Linked DNA regions of Homo sapiens: region 2 is linked to region 1. A link is an interaction called in ENCODE POLR2A ChIA-PET data of the cell type or tissue named here. Cell type or tissue: HepG2. All regions are shown on one strand. Each heading gives the region's core, and the rest is flanking DNA. Links, peaks and the distances in the headings are about the cores only. Region 1 overlaps CHP1 (calcineurin like EF-hand protein 1). Region 2 overlaps LOC105370789 (a long non-coding RNA gene).

Region 1 (10,546 bases), core at 1,755-9,754:
TTCATTTTCACATATTATCCAATAATGTCCTTATAGCAGTTTTTTTCCTAGTCCGGGATCATGTGTTGGGTTTTGTTGTGTGTCTCTTTAGCCCCCCCTTGATCTGGAACAATCCTCTGCTTTTCTTTGTCCTCCATGACATTGATATTTTTGAAGACTGCAGCACAGATAAGTTGTAGACAGCTTTGTATTCTTGGCCCAGGAACCAACAAAAGAAAGTTTTTAAAAAATACTTATTGAAAAATTGGGGGACTGGGTGCGGTGGCTCACGCCTGTAATCCCAGGACTTTGGGAGGCTGAGGTGGGTGGATCACCTGAGGTCAGGAGTTCAAGACCAGCCTGGCCAATGTGGTAAAACCCCACCTCTACTAAAAATACAAAAATTGGCCGGGCATGGTAGCACCCGCTTGTAATGCTAGCTACTTGGGAGACTGAAGCAGTAGAATCGCTTGAACCCGGGAGGAGGAGGTTGCAGTGAACCCAGAGATCAAGCCACTACACTCCAGCCTGGGAGCGAAACTCCATCTCAAAAAAATAAAAATAAAGAATTTGGGGGAGAGTAACTTTCATTCAAAAGGTTCAATATTAGGGCTGGGCACCGTGGCTCACTCCTGTAATCCCACCCAGCACTTTGGGAGGCCGAGGCCGGCAGATCACCTGAGGTCAGGAGTTCAAGACCAGCCTGGCCAACATGGTGAAACTCCGTCTCTACTAAATGTACAAAAAACTAGCCAGGCGTGGTGGAGAGTGCCTGTAATCCCAGCTACTTGGGAGGCTGAGGCAGGAGAATCGCTTGAACCTGGGAAGTGGAGGTGGCAGTGAGCCAAGACCATGCCATTGCATTCCAGCCTGGGTGACTGAGCAAGACTCTGTCTCAAAAAAAAGTTCAATATAGGAAAGAAATATGGTTTTTAGAAAAAGAACACATACTTTGACTTACAGACTTAGATTTAAATCACAGTTCTGCTACTTAGGAGTAGTGTGGCTTTGGGCAAGTTACTTTATCTTCCTGACTCTCAATTTCCTCAGCTCTAAAAGGGTATACATAAAACATTGGCGTGAAGAAATGAGAATAATGTATGTAAACAGAGCAGCACATGATATATATGTGATGAATGGTAACTGACAATATTCGCTTTGGTATAACCTCGCCTAAGTCATGTGAGGATGACTGCTCTTGTCATGTTTGAGGGTTAAATACTTCTGTAGCCCTAGTCCACAGAACATGGAAATGGAGAAAAAGCCAGAGTCAGAACAAGGAAATCAATTGGTTGTCACATTATTTCCTTGCATGTAAATAGCACCTAAGAATTCCTTGCATTTTGTAAGTGCCTAAAAATCTTAACAAGGATATGGAGACCCCTCTAAGTGTTTGTCCCCATATTCAAGTTCTGCAGTATTTGATACTTTCCATTTGCTGTTCACTTTCCAAACTTAATAACTAGGTACGCAATGCTAATGTTCAAGAAATCATTTACTAAGGGACAGCTTAGTATTTGTCCATCAGTTGGCTTATTGACGTAACCTGTGTGCTAAATTCACTGGAATGTGGCGTAATCAAATCTGGCTCCTTCCACTTCTGAGTTGGTGCAAGAAACACTTGGCAGCTATTAAAGTGCTATTCTTTGCAGTTATTTGGTATAATTTGCCACAGAAGTAAATTCCAGGAGGTAATATTCTTGCTAGGTTACACCCTGTTACCTCCTGACTTAAGGAGTTCATGCTAAGGGCAATGATCTCTATCTAACTCAAGGTGATTCTCTTGGCAGCCGGGAAGATTTCCAGAGGATTCCAGAACTTGCCATCAACCCACTGGGGGACCGGATCATCAATGCCTTCTTTCCAGAGGGGTGAGTCAGTACAGTTGTTGGACTTCCTTCCTGAGGCTATCACAACCTAAATTATTTGCTAATCTGGAATAATGATATTGGTTGTGCCATCTCAGACTGTGATACCCCCTGATTATATTGAGCAATTCTAATTTTGTCATTTCTAGAATATCTCTTCTGTTCTACCCTCCTGTGTGTTTTAAACTTCAAATAGATATATGAGCCTATCTTCAAAATTCTTATGTTTATCATTGATGTAAAACTAGACTTTTAAAAAATGTTTATTTGGAAATAATTTCAAATTTACAAAAAAGTTGCAAAAGTTAAAAGTAATTCGGAGAATACTTGTATATTTATTGCCCTGATGCATCTACTGTTATATTGTTAACATTTTGCCTCATTTGTGTGCTCTCTTCTTAGTAGTAGCCAATAAAAATATAATGCAAGCCACATACGTAATTTTACATTTTCTAGTAACCACATTTAAAAAGTAAAAATAAGTTAACTTTGGTAATATATATTTTATTTAATATATTTAAAATATTATTTCCATATATAATCAATATTAAAAATAACTGAGATCCTTTTTTCGTTTGTTTGTTTGTTTTAAGACAGAGTCTTGCTCGGTCGCTCAGGCTGGAGTACAGTGGTGCCATCTCGGCTCACTGCAACCTCTGCCTCCCGGGTTCAAGCGATTCTCCTGCCTCAGCCTCCGAGATAGTTGGGATTACAGCCACATGCCACCATACCTGGCTAATTTTTGTATTTTTAGTAGAGACAGGGTTTCACCATGTTGGCCAGGCTGGTCTTGAGCTCCTGACCTCAGGTGATCCGCCTGCCTCAGCCTCCCAAAGTACTGGGATTACTGGCGTGAGCCACCATGCCCAGCCTACATTTTTTCATAATAAGTCCTTGAAATCCAGTGTGTAATTTACACTTAAACACATATCAAGTCAGACTGACCATGTTTTCAGTGCACATAACCAGATGTGACAAGTGACTGCAGTATTGAACAGCGCAGCTTGTACACCCGTGCTTACTCTACATACCCTCTCTTGCAGACACTTTTTCCCTCTCTCTTTCCCCTCTCTCTACCTACACATACTCTACGTGTGTGTGTATATACATACATACATGCCTACATGTACGTACATACATACACATACATACATGTATGTATATACACATACTTATGTAATTTTTTTGTGTATGTGTGTTCACATAATTGTATTTCTGAACTATTTCAGGGTAAGTTGCATAGTAATGACCCTTTACCTCTGAATGCACCAGTGTGTGTTTGCTAAGAATAGGGACATTCTTTTACATATCCATAGTATAGTTATCTACTTCAGTAAACTTAACATTGATACAATCCTCTTATCTAATCTATTACTCTGTTTTATTAACATATTATCCAGTTTATTCTAATTTATATTCATATTCCAATTTTGTCATCCAATAATCTGTTTTATAGCACTTCCCCGCCTCCAGTACAGGATCTAGTCTGGGTCAGTTGTCATGTCTCTTTAGCCTCCTTTAATCTGGAACATTTCCCCAGCCTTTATTTTACTTTCGTGATATTGAATAAACATAGTTCTCACCACATATGCTTTGTCAAGTAGATTGTTCTTAATGTGGGTTTTTCTAACATGAAACTAGTCTTTTGATATGCTTTACTACCTAATACACTGCCTTCACAGTAGTGAGTAAATATTTACTGATTTGATTAGGTACCTTTTCAACAATAAAACTTACATATAAGCTTGTTTTAAGTAATTTCCTAAACAATCTATTCCTGGTTTATATGGATAGTCTATGACCCACAGGACTTCAAAATATTATATGGGTGCCAGTTTTTAATAATGAGACTGTCAATGAGGACACTGTCAGATAAAATGCCTGGAGAGGAAATTTTAGAACTCTAAATTGAGAGCAAAGGAATTTGCTAGTTGAGAGGGTTGGGCATTCAGGAAATGTGAGTGAAAGTCAGAAGGGGAATTAGGTCGGGCAGTTAGTTCATGTAAAGATGGGAATCAAATCACGTTGACTATGAGGAATCTTATGCCCTCTTTCATTTTTTCCTTTCTCTCTCCTTGAACTGCCCTGTTTGTTTCAGGTGTGGTTTTTATGCTGAATTCTTCCTTTTTTCTAATTCCTCTTTTACCCCTGCAAAGCATTGAACCCTATCCAGAGATAACTTTCACAGCTATGCTTTGTATCCAAACCTTTTGCAATGAAAAGTAAACCCAGGAGAGTCACTTTGCCAACTTTTTTTCAGAATTCCTTAGTCACCATTGATTACTTGAAGAAGCAGCTTGTGGGAAGCTGTTTTGTAAGACTAAACTACATTTGCTGTGACTACAATATCACCTGTCATTCTGTCCACCAATCTACTGCTAAGGAAATGGGACAGAGTGCATATGAGGAAGTGGAGGGCTCTACTGGGCTGCACTGCTTAGCTCTTAGCAAGCTGCGACTCTGCTTCTTGCTCTAATCAGATAGATATATTTGGCTTCTGGGTTTTTCTTTCTTCCCTAGGCATATGCACATTGGGGCTTTTTTTTTTTTTTTTTTAAAGAATGAGATTTGAAAGTGGACCATGGTTATTCAATTCCCTTTTACCCAGAAACTTTATGCTAGCAATAATCATTAATGTGTTTTTTCTAGCATATGTTTTAAACTTTACTCCACATTACTTGATTCCTCAGATCTGACATTTTTGACCAGATACTGGTCCATTAGCAGTATAGATACATCGAAGAACTAAAAGGTCATTCTTTTGTTTTGTTTTTTGTTTTTTTGAGACGGAGTCTCCCTCTGTCTCCCAGGCTGGCATGCAGTGGTGTGATCTTGGCTCACCGCAACCTCTGCCTCCTGGGTTCGAGTGATTCTCCTGCCTCAGCCTCCCCAAGTAGCTGGGACTACAGGCTCACGCCACCACGCCTGGCTAAGGTTTCACCACGTTGGCCAGGCTGGTTTTGAACTCTTGACCTCAGGTGATCCGCCCGCCCCGGCCTCCCAGAGTGCTGGGATTATGGGCGTGAGCCACTGCACCCAGCCAAGGTCATTCTTTTGAGTACAGATGGCTCACAGGCTAGCCTTTGAACTCTGCCTTTAGAAGGGCTATGAACTGCATGTCTATAGAGCACAGAAGAGAACCTACATACCTCAGCTATTCGGTGGGGCACAGAAAGGCTGGGGTTTTTTTTTTTTTTAGGTAACCACAGGAACCAGGCCATCTGCCTTAGATAAATAAATTATATTATGTTACATGGGGCATTCTTTTTTAATATTAAAGAACATTCTTCATTCAAGTTTTGAGAATTATTTCTTACAGGGTTATTGATTAGCCTGTGGCACAATGAAAAGATTTTCTCCAAGCTTAAGTACCAAAAAGGCTTTATACACAAGAGGTCTTTCAAAACTTTTTTTTTTTTTTTTTTGAGATGGAGTCTCCCTCTGTCACCCAGGCTGGAGTGCAGTGGTGCAGTCTCGACTCATTGCACCCTCCATCTTTGGGGTTCAAGTGATTCTCCTGCCTCAGGCTCTCAAGTAGCTGGGATTACAGGCATGCACCACCAGGCCCAGCTAATTTTTGTATTTTTAGTAGAGACGGGGTTTCACCATGTTGGCCAGGCTGGTCTTGAACTCCTGACCTCAGGTGATCCACCCACCTTGGCCTCTTGAAGTGCTGGGATTATAGACGTGAGCCACTGTGCCTGGCCTAAAAGATTATTTAGAGAAAAATTATCCAATTATGAGGGAATAATAAAATCATGATGTGTCCACAGAATTATGCATATGTTTTAAATGTTTCAAAGTATTTATATTGATTGGAGAAATGCTTAAAAGTTAAAAAAAAAGGCAGGATACTAATACAGTTATCTGAAAAGCATAGAAAAGTTACTAGAAGAAAATGCATTCATATATATATGAGGGAGTCTTGCACCGTCACCTGGGCTGGAGTGCAGTGGCGCAGTCTCGGCTCACGCAACTTCTGCCTCCTGTGTGTTCAAGTGATTCTCCCACCTCAGCCTCCCAAATAACTGGCAGTATAAGCGTGAGCCACCATGCCTGGCTGATTGATTGATTGATTAATTGATTGATTCCTTCCTTCCTTCCTTTCCTCCCTCCCTTCCTTCCTTTTCCTTTCCTTTTCCTTCCTTTTCCTTTCCTTTCCCTTTCCTTTCCTTTTCTTTTTTTTTGACATAGTCTTGCTGTGTCACCCAGGCTGGAGTGCAGTGGTGCAATCTAGGCTCACTGCAGCCTCTGCCTCCCAGTTTCAAGCGATTCTCCTGCCTCACCCTCCCGAGTAGCTGGGATTACAGGTGCCCACTACCACGTCCAGCTAATTTTTTTGTATTTTTAGTAGAGACAGGGTTTTACCATGTTGGTCAGGCTGGTCTCAACTCCTGGCCTCAAGTGATCTGCCTGCCTCAGCCTCCCAAAGTATTAGGATGATGGGCATGGACCACCGTGCCCAGCCAGAAAATATATTTATATTAACTGTGGTTGTAATTGGTAGAACTCGGATCAGTATTTTTCTATCTACTTTTCTTTTTTCCACATTTTCAAATTTATGTTTGCTTTTATAATTAAATAAACTTGGCTGGGCATGGTGGCTCATGCCTGTAATCCCAGCACTTTGGGAGGCCGAGGTGGGCAGATCATGAGGTCAGGAGATTGAGACGATCCTAGCTAACACGGTGAAACCCTGTCTGTACTAAAAATACAAAAAATTAGGCTGGGTGCAGCAGCTCACACCTGTAATCCCACCACTTGGGAGGCTGAGGCGGGCAGATCACCTGAGGTCGGGAGTTCGAGACTAGCCTGACCAACATGGAGAAACCCCGTCTCTACTAAAAATATAAAATTAGCTGAGCGTGGTGGCGCATGCCTGTAATCCCAGCTACTCCAGAGGCTGGGGCAGGAGAATCGCTTGAACCAGGGAGGCGGAGGTTGCAGTGAGCTGAGATCGCGCCATTGCATTCCAGCCTGGGCAACAAGAGCAAAACTCCATCTCAAAAAAAAAAAAAAAAAATACAAAAAATTAGCCGGGCATGGTGGCGGGCGTCTGTAGTTCCAGCTAGTCAGGAGGCTAAGGCAGGAGAATTGCTTGAACCCGGGAGGCGGAGGTTGCAGTGAGCCGAGGTAGTGCCACTGCATTCCAGCCTGGATGCAAGACTCTGTCTCAAAATAAATAAATAAAGCAAGACTTTATTTATTTATAAGCAGAGCAAGACTCTGTCTCAAAATAAATAAATAAATAAGAAAAATTAAAAATTAAATAAACTTTATTTTAAAAGCGGCCTTTCCATAATGTGCCTTAATTTTAAAATATCCCTTGGTATACATTACTGCAGGGGAGATGGGGGAGATGTGGGAGGTGGCTGAGGAGTCATTGGGCTGCCTGTGGCTCGCTGCAGAGTTCAAAGCAATGAGTTCAAGTTCTGGCTGTCTTGTATAGTGCTGGCACTACTCTACATTCATTTTTTGGAAAACAGATGCAAGTAAATTCAATAGATAACTTTATCCCTGGTAAGTCCTGTTACCTAAATCTGGTTAAATCATTTATAAAGTGGGAGTAATAGCACCTGCCTTACAAGGTTGGGGTGAGGCTTAAATGATATGGTACTGTGAGTCCCAAAGTACCATGCGTATGGAAAGAAACCTCATTAAATGACCTTTCAGGCTACCGTAGCTAAAGCTGTTGCCAGTATATTTAATTCATAAGAAATAATCACCGTGATTGACATGGTGTTGTGTTTGTTATATTTCACAATCAGAGAGGACCAGGTAAACTTCCGTGGATTCATGCGAACTTTGGCTCATTTCCGCCCCATTGAGGATAATGAAAAGAGCAAAGATGTGAATGGACCCGAACCACTCAACAGCCGAAGCAACAAACTGCACTGTAAGGAGCTAAAGTCTTCTGGCTTAAAATACTTGCTTTTCATTTCTTAAAAGTCATGTATTTACTCACTCATTATTTGAACAAGCATCTACAAGAGCATACTGGTTAAGACCTCAGACTCTGGAGCTAAACTGGCCAAGATTAAATACTAGTCTACCCTTTTTTGGTCGTGTGACTTTGGGCAAGGTACTTAACCTCTTTGGGCTTCAGTTTTCTCTTCTGTAAAATAGGATACTAAGGGGTTCCACATTGGATTGTTGTGAGGATTAAATGAGTTAATAAATGTCAAGTGCTTCACATAGTGCCTGGCATATACTAGGTACTTAATAAGTGTTACCTAGTATCATTATAATTCATTGAGCACCTACCGTGTGCCAGGCACTGTGTTAAGTGCTAGCATGGCAATAGTGAACAAGACCCAGGCCCCACCTTTAAGGAATAATGGCAATCCTCAGCTCATCTTAGAATTTGATAGACACTGGATGTGACTTAAGTAATGGGGGACAGCTGGATACAGTGCAAGATTTAATTTTTATACCCGTGTCTCATGCCTCTTTTCCTTTAATACTTGTTTGCCTTCCCTTCTGCCCTTATTGGTTCATGTACAATATTGCCCAATCCCTTACAACACTTCTCCAGGAAATTGAAATTAAATTTATCTTTTTATTCAGTACAAGTTGAAATTACAGTTGTATTAAAACTGACTGAAGGCTGGGCGCAGTGGCTCATGCCTGTAATCCCAGCACTTTGGGAGGCCAAGGTAGGTAGATCACTTGAGCCCAGGAGTTTGAGACCAGCCTGGGCAACATGGTGAAACATTGTCTCTAATAAAAATACAAAAATTAGCCAGGTGTGGTGGCAGGCACCTGTGCTCCCAGGTACTTGGGAGGCTGAGGTGGGAGAATTGCTTGAGCCTGAGAGGTTGAGGCTGCAATGAACCTTGATGGCACCACTGCACTTCAGCCCAGGTGACAGAAACTCTGTCTCAACAAAGAAAAGAAAACAAAACAAAATCTTCGAAATAGCACTAGTGGATTTGGGCGTTACATGGTGTCTTAGGATACCTTTAGCTGACTCAGCTGGCTTAAACAATAGGGAACTATATTAGCTCACTTTACAAGTCAGATTAGGCCGGCAGGAGGGTTGATTCTGTTTCAAGAACTAGGGATTTTTCTCTTTACTCTGCCATCCTCATAGTCTGTTTTATCCTAAAGTATTATGGTCACATGGCAGCTCTCAGTTGTTAACAGGGCTTTTTTTTTTCTTGTTCACATCTGGCAGTAGAGGAAGAGAGATATATATAGAGAGAGATCGAGACTGAAATTGAGCAACACTCCTCCCAAGCATGGAATGTAAGTCCTTCCCCTCACTTTGATAAGTCAGTTCAGGTCAGGAGAGTGCGAGTGCCGAGGAGATTAGGCTAATGAGATTCCCCTCCTGATGCTGTGATTGGGGTTCTGCTAAGGAAAAAGGTTGGAATGCCACAGAAATGGCAGACTTCAGGATGAGATAGAATAATAACAAAGTGCTATGCAGGTTATGCTTGGTTTTATTTTGTTTTTGCTTAATTTTTTGAGATAGGGTCTCACTCTGTCACCCAGGCTGAGTGCAGTGGCGTGATCACAGCTCACTATGGCCTTGACTTTCCTGGCTCAAGTGATCTTTTTGCCTCAGCCTCTCAAGTTGCTGGGACCACAGGCGTGTGCACTACACCCAGCTAATTTTTTATTTTCTAATTTTTTGTAGGGACAGGGTCTCACTATGTTGCCCAGACTGGTCTCGAAATCTTGGACGCAAGCAGTCATCCCACCTTGGCCTCCCAAAGTGCTGGGATTACAGGCATGAGCCTCCATACCCAGCCTGTTTTTTTCATTACATACTTTAGTCTTGGCTGTTGGATTAACTTTTATAGGAAGCTAAAAATTAATTAGAATTCTGTTGCAGTCTATGTATAGGGATCACATTCATGTAATTAGACCAGTAAAACCGAAGCTATTCTAATGCCAAAGAAAAGACTAGAAGAGTCCGAGAAGTCCTCAATTTCTGTCTAAATGTGTTGCTTCTCTTTGAAGTTCCCACAGGGCTGTATAAGCTGTAGCATGGTGCCTCTTACTGTAGACTGAGAGCAATTGAATGTCATATACCTAGCAATACATTTGCCACTGAGACACATTTACCTTAGAGAAAGGGGATGTGGGCCAGGTGCGGTGGCTCACGCCTGTAATCCCAGCACTTTGGGAGGCTGAGGCAGGCGGATCACCTGAGGTCAGGAGTTCGAGACAAGTCTGGCCAACATAGTGAAACCCCATTTCTACAAAAATACAAAAAAAATTAGCCAGGCATAATGGTGGATGCCTGTAATCCCAGCTACTCAGGAGGCTGAGGCGGGAGAATTGCTTGAACCTGGGAGGTGGAGGCTACAGTGAGCCGAGATCATGCCATTGCACTCCAGCCTGGGTGATAGAGCGAGACTCTGTCTCAAAAAAAAAAAAAAAAAAAAAAAAAAAAAAAAGGAGATGTGTTACTTAGAAATCTGGGTTTACAGGCCAGGCATGATGGCTCACGCCTGTAATCCCAGCACTTTGGGAGGCCAAGGCGGGTGGATCACTTGAGATCAGGGGTTCAAGACCAGCCTGGCCAACATGGTGAAACCCTGTCTGTACTAAAAATACAAAAAATTAGCTGGGCGTGGTGGCGGGCGCCTGTAATCTCAGGTACTCGGGAGGCTGAGACAGGAGAATACTTTGAACCTGGGGGGCAGAGGTTGCAGTTAGCCGAGATTGCACCATTACTCTCCAGCCTG
Region 2 (10,546 bases), core at 901-8,900, 290 kb before region 1:
TGGACCACACAGCCAGCCCCTGCAGGCCATGTAGACCAGGGACCACCTGCTTATCCTTCTGGCTTGGCGCTGGGCCACCTCCTGACCCCAGAGCCCTGTGTCCCCAGGGAGCAAATGGCTGATCTGGGTCTAAACTAAACTGCAGTCTCTAGTTGAACTCATGTAGATAGTTTCATCTTGGACAGAATCGGAGAATTTAAGAGGAGAAAACTATTTGTCCAGCAGTAAACAATAAAATGGTTCATCTCCCTTGGACGGCATATTTGCAGTCATGAATGTTTATGAAGAGTATTTGCTAATGTTAAGAAACATTTTAATCTCTTTACATAACTATTAATGTTATTACTGTAGTGTTAAGTGGGACAAAAAGCATACAAAATTAGACATATAACGTGAGTGTAATCCTGTTTTTTAAAAAGCATGTAAATGTGTCTGGAAGGAATCTTAAACTGTCAACATAATTTGCCTCCCAGGAGGGGAACCGGGCTCCAGGGGATGGGATGGGAGAGAGACTTTCTTTTTATGCCCTTTTGTATGTTTTTAATTTTGAACTGTGCAAGTTTATCATGTATTCATAAGTAGAGAAGTAAAAAAATAGATCTGACAAAAAGCTTTTATGCCAAAAAGAGAAGGTCCACAAATAACACTCAGAGGGTAAAGAGGTGCTCACTTTGGTGATGGGCGGTGAAGAGGGGCTCCCTTCTCTACCGAGAGAAAAGCTGGTCCTATGCCCAGATAAACCAAAACATCAGCCTTACAAACCGGTGCAAGTGATTATCAAAGCTCAGCATCTGAGGCATAACAAAGACATACCTGCTTTAAAATATTTCCCCATGGCGCCTTAAATTGCAGCCTTTGGAGTCATTCCTTAGTCTGAAGTACAGCTTCTCCAAAGTCTCCTTGCAAACATTCAGGGGTAGCGGGGGTTACCATGTTATCTTTGTTTAGTGTTATATTATTTTTTGAGATGGAGTCTTGCTCTCTGGCCCAGGCTGGAGTGCAGTGGCATGATCTCAGCTTACTGCAACCTCTGCCTCCCAGGTTCAAGCTATTCTTCTGCCTCAGCCTCCTGTGTACCTGGGATTACAGGTGCTGCCGCCATGCCCGGCTAATTTTTTTGTATTTTTAGTAGAGACGGGATTTCACCATGTTGGGCAGGCTGTTCTGGAACTCCTCACCTCCAGTGATCAGCCTACCTCAGCCTCCCAAAGTGCTGGGGTTACAGGCATGAGCCGCCGTGCCTGGCCATGTTATTTTATCACATGAACTGAATTGAAATAGGGAGACACACTATAAGAAAGTTTTAACTGGTGTCTCACTCCTGTAATCCCAGCACTTTGGGAGGCCAAGATAGGAGGATCACTTGAGCCCGTGAGTTTGAGACCAGTTTGAGCAATACAGTGAGACCTTAGCTTTACAAAAAAAAATTTTTTAAAAAGTTCTGATTGAAGTCATTTCTTGTTTTTGAGTTTTCTTAATTTTCCCTAAAAATATAAACTTTCTCTTAATAGCACTGATTATAAAATAGCACATGATCAAGTAGCAAATTTGGAAAATACAGAATGTTATAAAGAATTTAAAAATCAGGCATGGTGGCTCACACCTATAATTCACGTACTTTGGGAGGCAGAGGTAGGAGGATCACTTGAGTCCAGGAGTTCAAGGACCAGCCTGGGCAACATGGCAAAACCCTGTCTCTTAAAAAAAAAAAAAAAAAAAAAAAAAAAAATCAGCTGGGCATGGTGGAAGGCACCTATAGTCTCAGTTACTCAGAAGTCTGAGGTGGGAGGATCACTTGAGCCTGGGAGATTGAGGCTGCAGCGAGCCAAGATCATGCCGCTGTACTCCAGCCTAGGCGACAGAGTGAAACCCTGTCTCAAGAAAAAAAAATTTAAAAATTGAACCATGTGCATCACATCCCTGAGGGAGCACTGAGCCTGGCACATTCCAAGAGAAAAAAAAATGTTAGATAGCAGGGTCGCAGGCTAAAGTTGCAAGGCCTGAGGATCCCATTAGTTCTGCAGCCTTTGTTGAGCCCAGCAGGAAACCACTAAGGACTTGGAAGAACAGTGACAGAAGTGTTTTTTGTTTGTTTACATGCCGGGTCTTGCTATTGTTGTCCAGGCTGGTCCTGAACTCCTGGCCTCAAGCAATGCTTCCACCTCAGCCCCCCAAGTATCTAGGATTACAGGGAAAAGCCACTGTGCCTGGCTCAGTGACAGGTTTTTAAAAGAACACTTGAGCTGGGCCGGGCACAGTGGCTCACACCTGTAGTTCCAGCACTTTGAGAGGCTGAGGCAGGAGGATGGCTTGAGCTCACAAGTTCAAGATCAGCCTGGGCAACACAGATCCCATCTCTACGTTTTTTTTTTTTTTTTTAAATTAGCCAGGTATGATGTCGCACCCTTGTAGTTCCAGCTACTCAAGAGGCTCAGGTAGGAGGATCTCTTGAGCCTGGGAGGTCAAGGTTACAGTGAGTCGTGATCATGTCACTGCACTTCAGCCTGGGTGACAGAGTGACATCCCTGTCTCAAAAGACAACACTTGAGCTGTAGATTGTATCACGATAAGAGGTATCCATTATGCTTGGAGAAATTTAAAAATGAGATAAAGGGTATTCTGGAATAGGCTGTTCATATGTACTAGAAATAGAAAGGAATATGAGAAGTAGGATATGCTAGAAATACAGAAATAAAATGACATAAAAGAACTTAGAAATCATTCATAATTCCACCATCTAGGAAAGCTGACTTCCTTCTAGTGCTCCCTCTTTGTGCCCTACTTTTCTCCTAAGAGTATATTCTGAGCATTTTCCCATGATACCAAATATTCTTGAGAATGATTTTTAATGACCACCTAATCATTCTATCATATAGATATGCAAACATTTATTTCACCAGTCCTATGTTGTGAGGCTTTTGGGTTGTCTCAATTTTTTGCTAGGTTCAATTATGCTGTCACGGACTTTTCGTCCAAGTTGCATGTAACGGAAAACCGAGTTCAAACAAGCATGAAGCAAACAGGAGTCAGTGGTGAAACCCAACAGTTAAGAGGAAGGGAGCTTTGGGTAAGGCTCAGTCAGGGATCCTGCTCCATTTCCCTGGAGTTTGCCCTTCTCTGTTGGCAGTGGTGCCCTCAGGCTGGCTCCTCTGCAGCCCTTGGGTGATAAACTTTTCTGTTCATGACCATGGGAGTGGCCTGTTTTGCTCTGACTGGGCCACCTGATGAAAGGTTAGGGATGAGGGAGGGAAGCTAGCCCTGACTGCCTTGGGTCTGGGTTCCCTGTCTGTCCTTGAGCGGGCAACTGTGGCAAGACGTAAGGGTGGCTGTTGCGTGATGTCGGGGGTGGGGGGAAATTTTGAGGAGATAACCAAAGAACATCCTCTGGCTACTCAGAGAGGGCCTGTAGACCAGCAGCCTCCACATCACCTGGGAGCTTACTGGATATGACTCCCAGACCTAGCAGATCAGTCTGCATTTTTAATAAGAGTCCCAGGAGACAGTTCTCACATTAAAGTTGAGAGGCCCTGCCCTCTGGCACCCTTGTGTAGGGATCCCTGAAAATAGAATGGCTGGAACAACAGCAGGGATGTTTTAAAAATTTTTTTTTTTTTTTGAGATGGAGTTTCTCTCGTTGCCCAGGCTGGAGTGCAATGGCGCGATCGCTGCTCACCGCAACCTCCGCCTCCCGGGTTCAAGAGATTCTCCTGCCTCAGCCTCTTGAGTAGCTGGGATTACAGGCATGCGTCACCACGCCTGGCTAATTTTGTATTTTTAGTAGAGATGGAGTTTCTCCATGTTGGTCAGGCTGGTCTTAACTCTCGACCTCAGGTGATCCACCCGCCTCGGCCTCCCAAAGTGCTGGGATTACAGGCGTGAGCCACTGCGTCCGGCATAAATTTTTTTTTTTTTTTTCTTTTGAGATGGAGTCTCGCTCTGATGCCCAGGCTGGAGTCCAGTGGCCCAATATCGGCTCACTGCAACCTCCGCCTTCCGGTTCAAGCAATTCTCCTGCCTCAGCCTCCCGAGTAGCGGGCTACAGGCACACGCTGCCACGCCTGGCTAATTTTTCGTATTTTTAGTAGAGACGGGGTTTCACCGTGTTAGCGAGGATGGTCTCTATCTCCTGACCTTGTGATCCGCCCGCCTCGGCCTCCCAAAGTGCTGGGATTACCAGCGTGAGCCACTGCGCCTGGCCGGCCTAAAAATTCTTAATACACATTGTGAAATTGTCCTATAAAAGGTTCTGTCTCTTCACATTCCCACCCTGGGATCTGGGTGTTTGAGGCCTAAAACTCATGCAATTTGCGGAAGCCTTCTTTAAGAAAAAGAATAAAGAAATTAAGTACAAAAGTACAAAAGTGAATTAAGTACAAAAGTGAGTATTTAGAATAATAGAAAATTTAAAGATACCTTGGCCAGGCATATGGTGGCTCATGCCTGTAATCTCAGTACTTTGGGAGGGCGAGGTGGGATGATTGCTTGAGCTCAGGAGTTGACCAGCCTGGACAACATAGTGAGACCCTGTCTCTACCAAAGTTAAAAAAAAAAAATTAGCTGGGCATAGTGGTGCACACCTGTAGTCCCAGCTGCTTGAGGGGCTGAGGTAGGAGGATCACTTGAACCCTGAAAGTCAAGGGTGCAGTGAGCCCTGATCACACCACTGCACTACAGCCTGGGTGACACAGCAAGACCCTGTCTCCAAAAAAAAAAAAAAAAAAAAAAAAAAGCCTAAAAAATCTTAACATCATTGGTTTTAATTACCAATAGGTTGAAACATTTGAAACTGCCACATTTGTAAGTAAAAATAGTCATATGGTGAGAGAGCAATTCCATGTTGTTCAACCTACTTTTTCACTACATTTCTGGCTGCATTTTCTTTTTCTTAGCAACTTTATTGAAATGAAATTACCCTACCATACAAATTACCCATTAAAGTGTACAATTCAATGGCTTTTACTATATATTCACAGAACTATGCAGCTTTCATCACTATCATTTTTAGGACATTTTCTTTCATCAGACCAAAAAGAAACCCTATTCCCCTTAGCTCTCATACCACTCAGTCCCCTCATCCCTAGGTAACCATGAATATATTTTCCGTTTCTATAGATTTTCCTGTTCTGGACATTTCATAATCATACAATGGTCGTTTGTGTGAATTCTTTCATTTTTTTTTTCTGAGATCTGGCAGAAATTGTTTTCAAGTTTCATTCACGTCGTAGCATATATCAAGTTCATTCCTTTCTATTGCTAAATAGTATTGCATTGTATGGACATATCACATTTTATCCATTCATCAGTTAATGGATGTTCAGTTGTTTCTATTTTTTTAACTGTTGTGAATAATCCTGCTCTGAACATTTGTGTTATAGGTTTCTTTTTCTTTTTTTTTTTGATACAGAGTCTTGCTCTGTCACCCAGGCTGGTGTGCAGTGGTGCGATCTCAGCTCAGTGCACCCTCTGCCTCCTGGGTTCAAGCGATTCTCCTGCCTCAGCCTCCCGAGTAGTTGGGAATTATAGGTATCCACCACCATGCCTGGCTAATTTTTGCGTTTTTAGTGCAGACAGGGTTTCACCATGTTGACCAGGCTGGTCTCAAACTCCTGACCTTAGATGATCCACCCACCTCAGCCTCCCAAAGTGCTGGGATTACAGGCATGAGCCACCGTGCCCGGCCTGTGTACAGGTTTATGTGTGGATGTTTTTTCATTTCTATTTCTCCTGGGTATGTACCTAGGAATGGAATTCGTGGGTCACATGACAAACTATCTTAATAAAAGTTCTCTAGAGAAACAAAACCAATAGGATGTAGATTATGAAGCAGAGATTTCTTATAATGAGCAAGCTGGAGATTCAGGAGAGCTGATGGGTGCAGTTCTAGTCCAGACGCCAGCAGGCTTGAAATCCAGAAAGAGCCAATGTTTCAGTGCAAGTCTGAAGGCAGGAAGAAGCCATCATCTCAGTCATGTAGGAGGAGTTCTCTCTCACTAGGGGAGGGAAGGGCAGGCTTTTTGTTCTATTCAGGCCTTCAACTGATTGGATGAGGCCTGCCCACATTAGGGAGGGCAATCCACTTCACTCGGCCCACAGATGTAAATGTTAATCTTGTCCAAGAACATGCTCACAGACACACCCAGAATGTTTGACCAAATATCTGCACATTGTGTGGCTCAGCCAAGTAGACAAAATCTTAGTAACTATATGTTTAACTTTTTGAGCAATTGCCAAACTGTTTCCAAAGTACCTGCACTATTTTATGTCCCCGCCAGCAATGAATGACTCCAATTTCTCTATATCCTCATCACTTATTTTTTTGTGAAGAGCTACACACATTCTTTGCCTTTTTGAGTGATAATGATATTGCAATATCACTTTCTATAAAAATAATAGGAAGAAAATGTAGTCCTGTGTTTTAGTACATGGGTATAAAATGTTTGATAGTTTTGGAACGTTTTCCATAGCCACCTCTAACTTACTCGCAGATACTTGTCCAGGCTGGGCCTCACTCATTGATCTCTGCAGGTGTGGTCCAGCCAGCCAGGTGCTCATTGCTCCTGGCCCTCAGCCCCCACCGTGCCGATCATTGAGGGGTTCATTGGCAATAAAGCTGGGGTTGTGGTGGTCCAGATCATTCTCCTTGAGGTCAACTTTGAGGTCTGGATGTTGGATGAGGCCCACTAGGGGCAGGTGTCACTGGAGGTAAAGGGACAGCCCTAGGACCACCTCTTCCAAGGCGCAGAGGGTGGCCCCCAGTCTAGAGCCATGCTTCATGCCACATATGCAGAGGGCACACACACACACACACACACACACACGACTCTTGAAGATTAAGCTACAATGTTTCATTTATTATAGCTTAGCCAACTTTAGCAATTATGTGAAAACAAATTTCACCCAGTATGACAGGAAATGCTAGGAATCTCCTTGTTTTATTTTGCATTTATTAATGAGGTTGATGTGATGGTTAATTTTAGGTGTCAACTTGACTGGATTATAGTATGGGGCCCACGTAGAACAAAAAGGCAGAGGAAAGGCAAATTCCCTCTTTTCTAAAGTGGGGACACCCTCCTTCTCCTGCCGCTGGACATCAGGGCTCCGGGTTCTCTGGGATTTGGACTCTGGGACTTGCACCAGAGGCTCCCTAGGCTTTCAGGTCTTCAGGTTCAGACTGAGAGTTACAGCACTGGCTTCCCTGGTTCTAAGGCTTTCAGACTTGGATGAACCATGCTGCCAGCTTCCCTGGTTCTCCATCTTGCACACCACCTATCGTGGGACTTTCCAGTCTCTATAATCATGTGAGCCTATTCCCCCAGTATGTCCCCTCTCATATATCTATATCCTATTGGTTGTCTCTCTGTAGAGCCCTAATATGGCTGAACATTTCCCATGGCTATTACCCATTTGCATGTGTGTATATTTTCTATTTATGTACAGTGCTTGGCACAAAGTGCTTTAAAAAATAAATCTATAGTGTTTTAGCCCACTTTCCATTGGAGTGTTGTGTCCGGACTATTAGCTGTCCATTCAAATCTGTTCTCTTCTTCCCTAATTACATGGCAGCCTCCTTTGGAGTTAGATAGGTTCTTAGGTCTAAAGTTCTCTCTGATAGTGTGTGAGCCACTTAAGGGTCTAAGTCTTAAGGCAATACAGTAGGTGGATCCCCTCCCCAGTCTTCCCCTCCCATAGAACATTTCATTTTCTTTTTTTTTTTTTTGAGATGGAGTCTTGCTCTGTTGCCCAGGCTGGAGTACAGTGGCACAATCTTGGCTCACTGCAACTTCCGCTTTCTGCATTCAACTGATTCTCCTGCCTCAGCCTCCTGAGTAGGTGGGATTACAGGTGCCCGCCACCATGCCCATCTAATTTTTGTATTTTTAGTAGAGATGGGGTTTCACCATGTTGGCAAGGCTGGTCTCGAACTCCTGACCTCAAGTGATCCGCCTGCCTCAGCCTCCCAAAGTGCTGGGATTACAGGTGTGAGCCACTGTGTCCGGCCCCATAGGACATTTCTATAAACCAGTAATGACCATGCTGATGAGGACAAAAGCATCAAAACAGCAGAGAAACAAGATGGAAAGAATGTGGGACCTTCAATGTTCGTGTAGAGCAGATCCAAATTCAAACTCTTACATGTGAGAGATAAGAATTTATATCTTATTTAAGCCATTAAATAAGATATTTAAGCATTTTGGGGTCTGTTACAGCATCATGTGTTACCCTAACCAATATGAACAATGATATTAATTGGTCAGAGGGCTTATGGCCCAACCAGTGGACAGACACTGCAATTACTCCCTAGGGATGACCAGCCTAGTCCAAATTACTCCCTAGGGATGACCAGCCTAGTCCAATAAAGATGAGGCATGGGTAGTGGAGATGAAGTGCAAAGACACTGGCTTTTGAGCTTGCCCATTTCATTTTCACTGCTCCTACTAAAATCCGGTGATGGACTATACTGACTTACTCTGCCTGCAGATGGAGTCCGAGAGGGAGCATGCACCAGTCTACTACCTAGACCCCTTGGCAGAACTTTTCCTAGATGTGCAAGGTGATCTATACTTTTTTTTTTTTTCAAAGAATGAAAAAAAGGAGTAAAATCAACAAACTTTATTGAACTGGTTCAAACCGGAACACCCTTATCTAGAACATGTTACTTTACTTAACCAGAACTGTGGTACTGCGGCCCAGCAGAGGGCCACAGGCATCCGTGGAAAGCATGCACTGAAGCTCAGTCACTTAATTCCTAGGACATCCTACAATCCTCCTCTGAAGTTCTTTTTGTTAGCTCAGAAGTTCTGAGTTAGTTAAATGATTTCCAAGCCCCCAACAATTTAGAAAAGGTACATTAGAAGAAGGGGTGTTAAGATCAGTGTTTGGGGGAAAAAAAGATTTTATTTTTATTTTTTTTGAGACGGAGTCTTGCTCTGTCGCCCAGGCTGGAGTGCAGTGGCGCAATCTCAGCTCACTGCAAGCTCTGCCTCCCGGGTTCATGCCATTCTCCTGCCTCAGCCTCCTGAGTAGCTGGGACTACAGGCGCCCACCACCACGCCCAGCTAATTTTTTGTATTTTTAGTAGAGACAGGGTTTTACCCTGTTAGCCAGGATGGTCTCAATCTCCTGACCTTGTGATCCACCCGCCCTGGCATCCCAAAGTGCTGGGATTACAGGCGTGAGCCACCGCGCCCAGCCCAGATTTTATTTTTTAAGAGGAGCAGCTATCTCATCATATAAATACAAAAACACTGAGGCAGCTGGCACTGGCACTGGTACTATTCAGAGCTTAAGAACTGTGGCTGGAACCCCAGCACTATGGTAGAGGCTGATCAGGGAGGATTGCTTGAACCTGGGAGGTCGAGGCTGCAGTGAGCTGTTATTGCACCATTGCACTCCAGCCTGGGTGACAGAGCAAAATCCTGTCTCACAGACAATTTGTGGCAGTGTAGCTGTTGGCATGATTTAATCCAGGGGAAACAGTAGTACGTCCCAGTGGGCCTGAGAGCACCAGATGCCCACATGACCCCAAGCCCTTAGGAAAGGTTAAGGTATGTTCGGTATGTTCTGTTTAGCCATGCAGTGACACAGTATCCTTAAAAGAGAGTTCTAACCAAGCCAAATTCTGGTGCTTAGAATACCGGGTTAAAATGTTAGCCCTCTGAAAGACTTAGCTATTCAGAAAAATTCTAGGTAAGAGTTTATGCTGCTCTTCCCAATTCCACCGGGCCGAAGGCAAACTAAGACTGCTGAAGCTGAACTGCACTGACAATCCATTGGACCTGAACTCTCCCCACCACTCTGCTCAGACATCCCCAGGTAACTGGCACCATCTCTTCAAGGGTGCAAGGCATGGAGCAGCATAGGTCTTCTGGGACCTCTCATCTGGGAAATGGGAGGGGAGCTCCTTTCTTCTCTGGCAGCCAGGAACAGCTTGGGGGGTGGGCCTCTAGTTCAGGGTGGGGTTTGTGGTGATGTGCTGGGGGGGTGGTAGGAGGGTGGAACATTCTGAGCTGAGGCCGGGCATTCTCTCCCAGAGCTGCTTTAGGGGGGCATCAGCTGAGCAAACTTAGAAAACTCCCCACCACCTCCAACTTTGAACCTCTGTGCCCCCTTCCTTCTTCCCCTGAGGCTGTTGCCAAGTCAGACCCAGAGGGGCCTCCCCAATCCTTGGGCCACATATTTATCTTTGAGATTTGTGTGCCAGAACAATGAAATCCCAAGTGGCAGGAGAGCAGAGGCCTTGTGGGCACTCACAGATGCACATTCCATATGCCTTTCTGGAAGAAAGAACTCAGCTCTCTAGGAAGGAGGTAAGAGTCCAGGAGCCTCTCCCTCAGGAATCCTTGTTTCTCACCAAAGGTGCCAGGAACTGTAGGCAGGGATTCTGTGAGGACTGTGAAGTATCTCAAGCTTTGTAATTCTCTGTATACAGTATTGTTTTTGCCTGGTGTCCTTGTTGTGATGAGCAAGAAAATCCTTAATTTAAAAAAAAGAAAAGCATGATGCTCACTTCTGGCAGCAGCTAGGAGAGAACCAGGAGTCCATCCCC

Evidence for each region. ChIA-PET counts read pairs that join two places held together with the same protein. Peaks named below come from ENCODE experiments on the same cell type or tissue, not always from the same donor. Only the 100,000 strongest peaks of a DNase experiment are listed, where the experiment ranks them.
Region 2: POLR2A ChIA-PET joins it to region 1 with 6 read pairs; 3 of 35 experiments call an interaction of 5 or more read pairs at or near these places.

What each region holds. Positions count from the first base shown.
Region 1 is chr15:41,255,141-41,265,686 of GRCh38, forward strand. CHP1 (calcineurin like EF-hand protein 1) reads left to right here. Exons shown (of 7, transcript NM_007236.5): 3 at 1,770-1,850; 4 at 7,616-7,743. Among named protein-coding and RNA genes, the nearest start is that of OIP5-AS1, 22 kb to the right of the region's middle. In HepG2, for the core only: no CTCF peak of the experiment used is centred there; DNase peaks (open chromatin) are centred at 4,084, 4,911 and 7,641.
Region 2 is chr15:40,966,420-40,976,965 of GRCh38, forward strand. LOC105370789 (a long non-coding RNA gene) reads left to right here. Exons shown (of 4, transcript XR_007064601.1): 4 at 8,479-8,542. Among named protein-coding and RNA genes, the nearest start is that of CHAC1, 18 kb to the left of the region's middle. RefSeq lists enhancers at 1,674-2,325, 9,470-10,546. In HepG2, for the core only: a CTCF peak has its summit at 8,700 (motif pointing right); no DNase peak of the experiment used is centred there; H3K27me3 peaks cover 426 bases.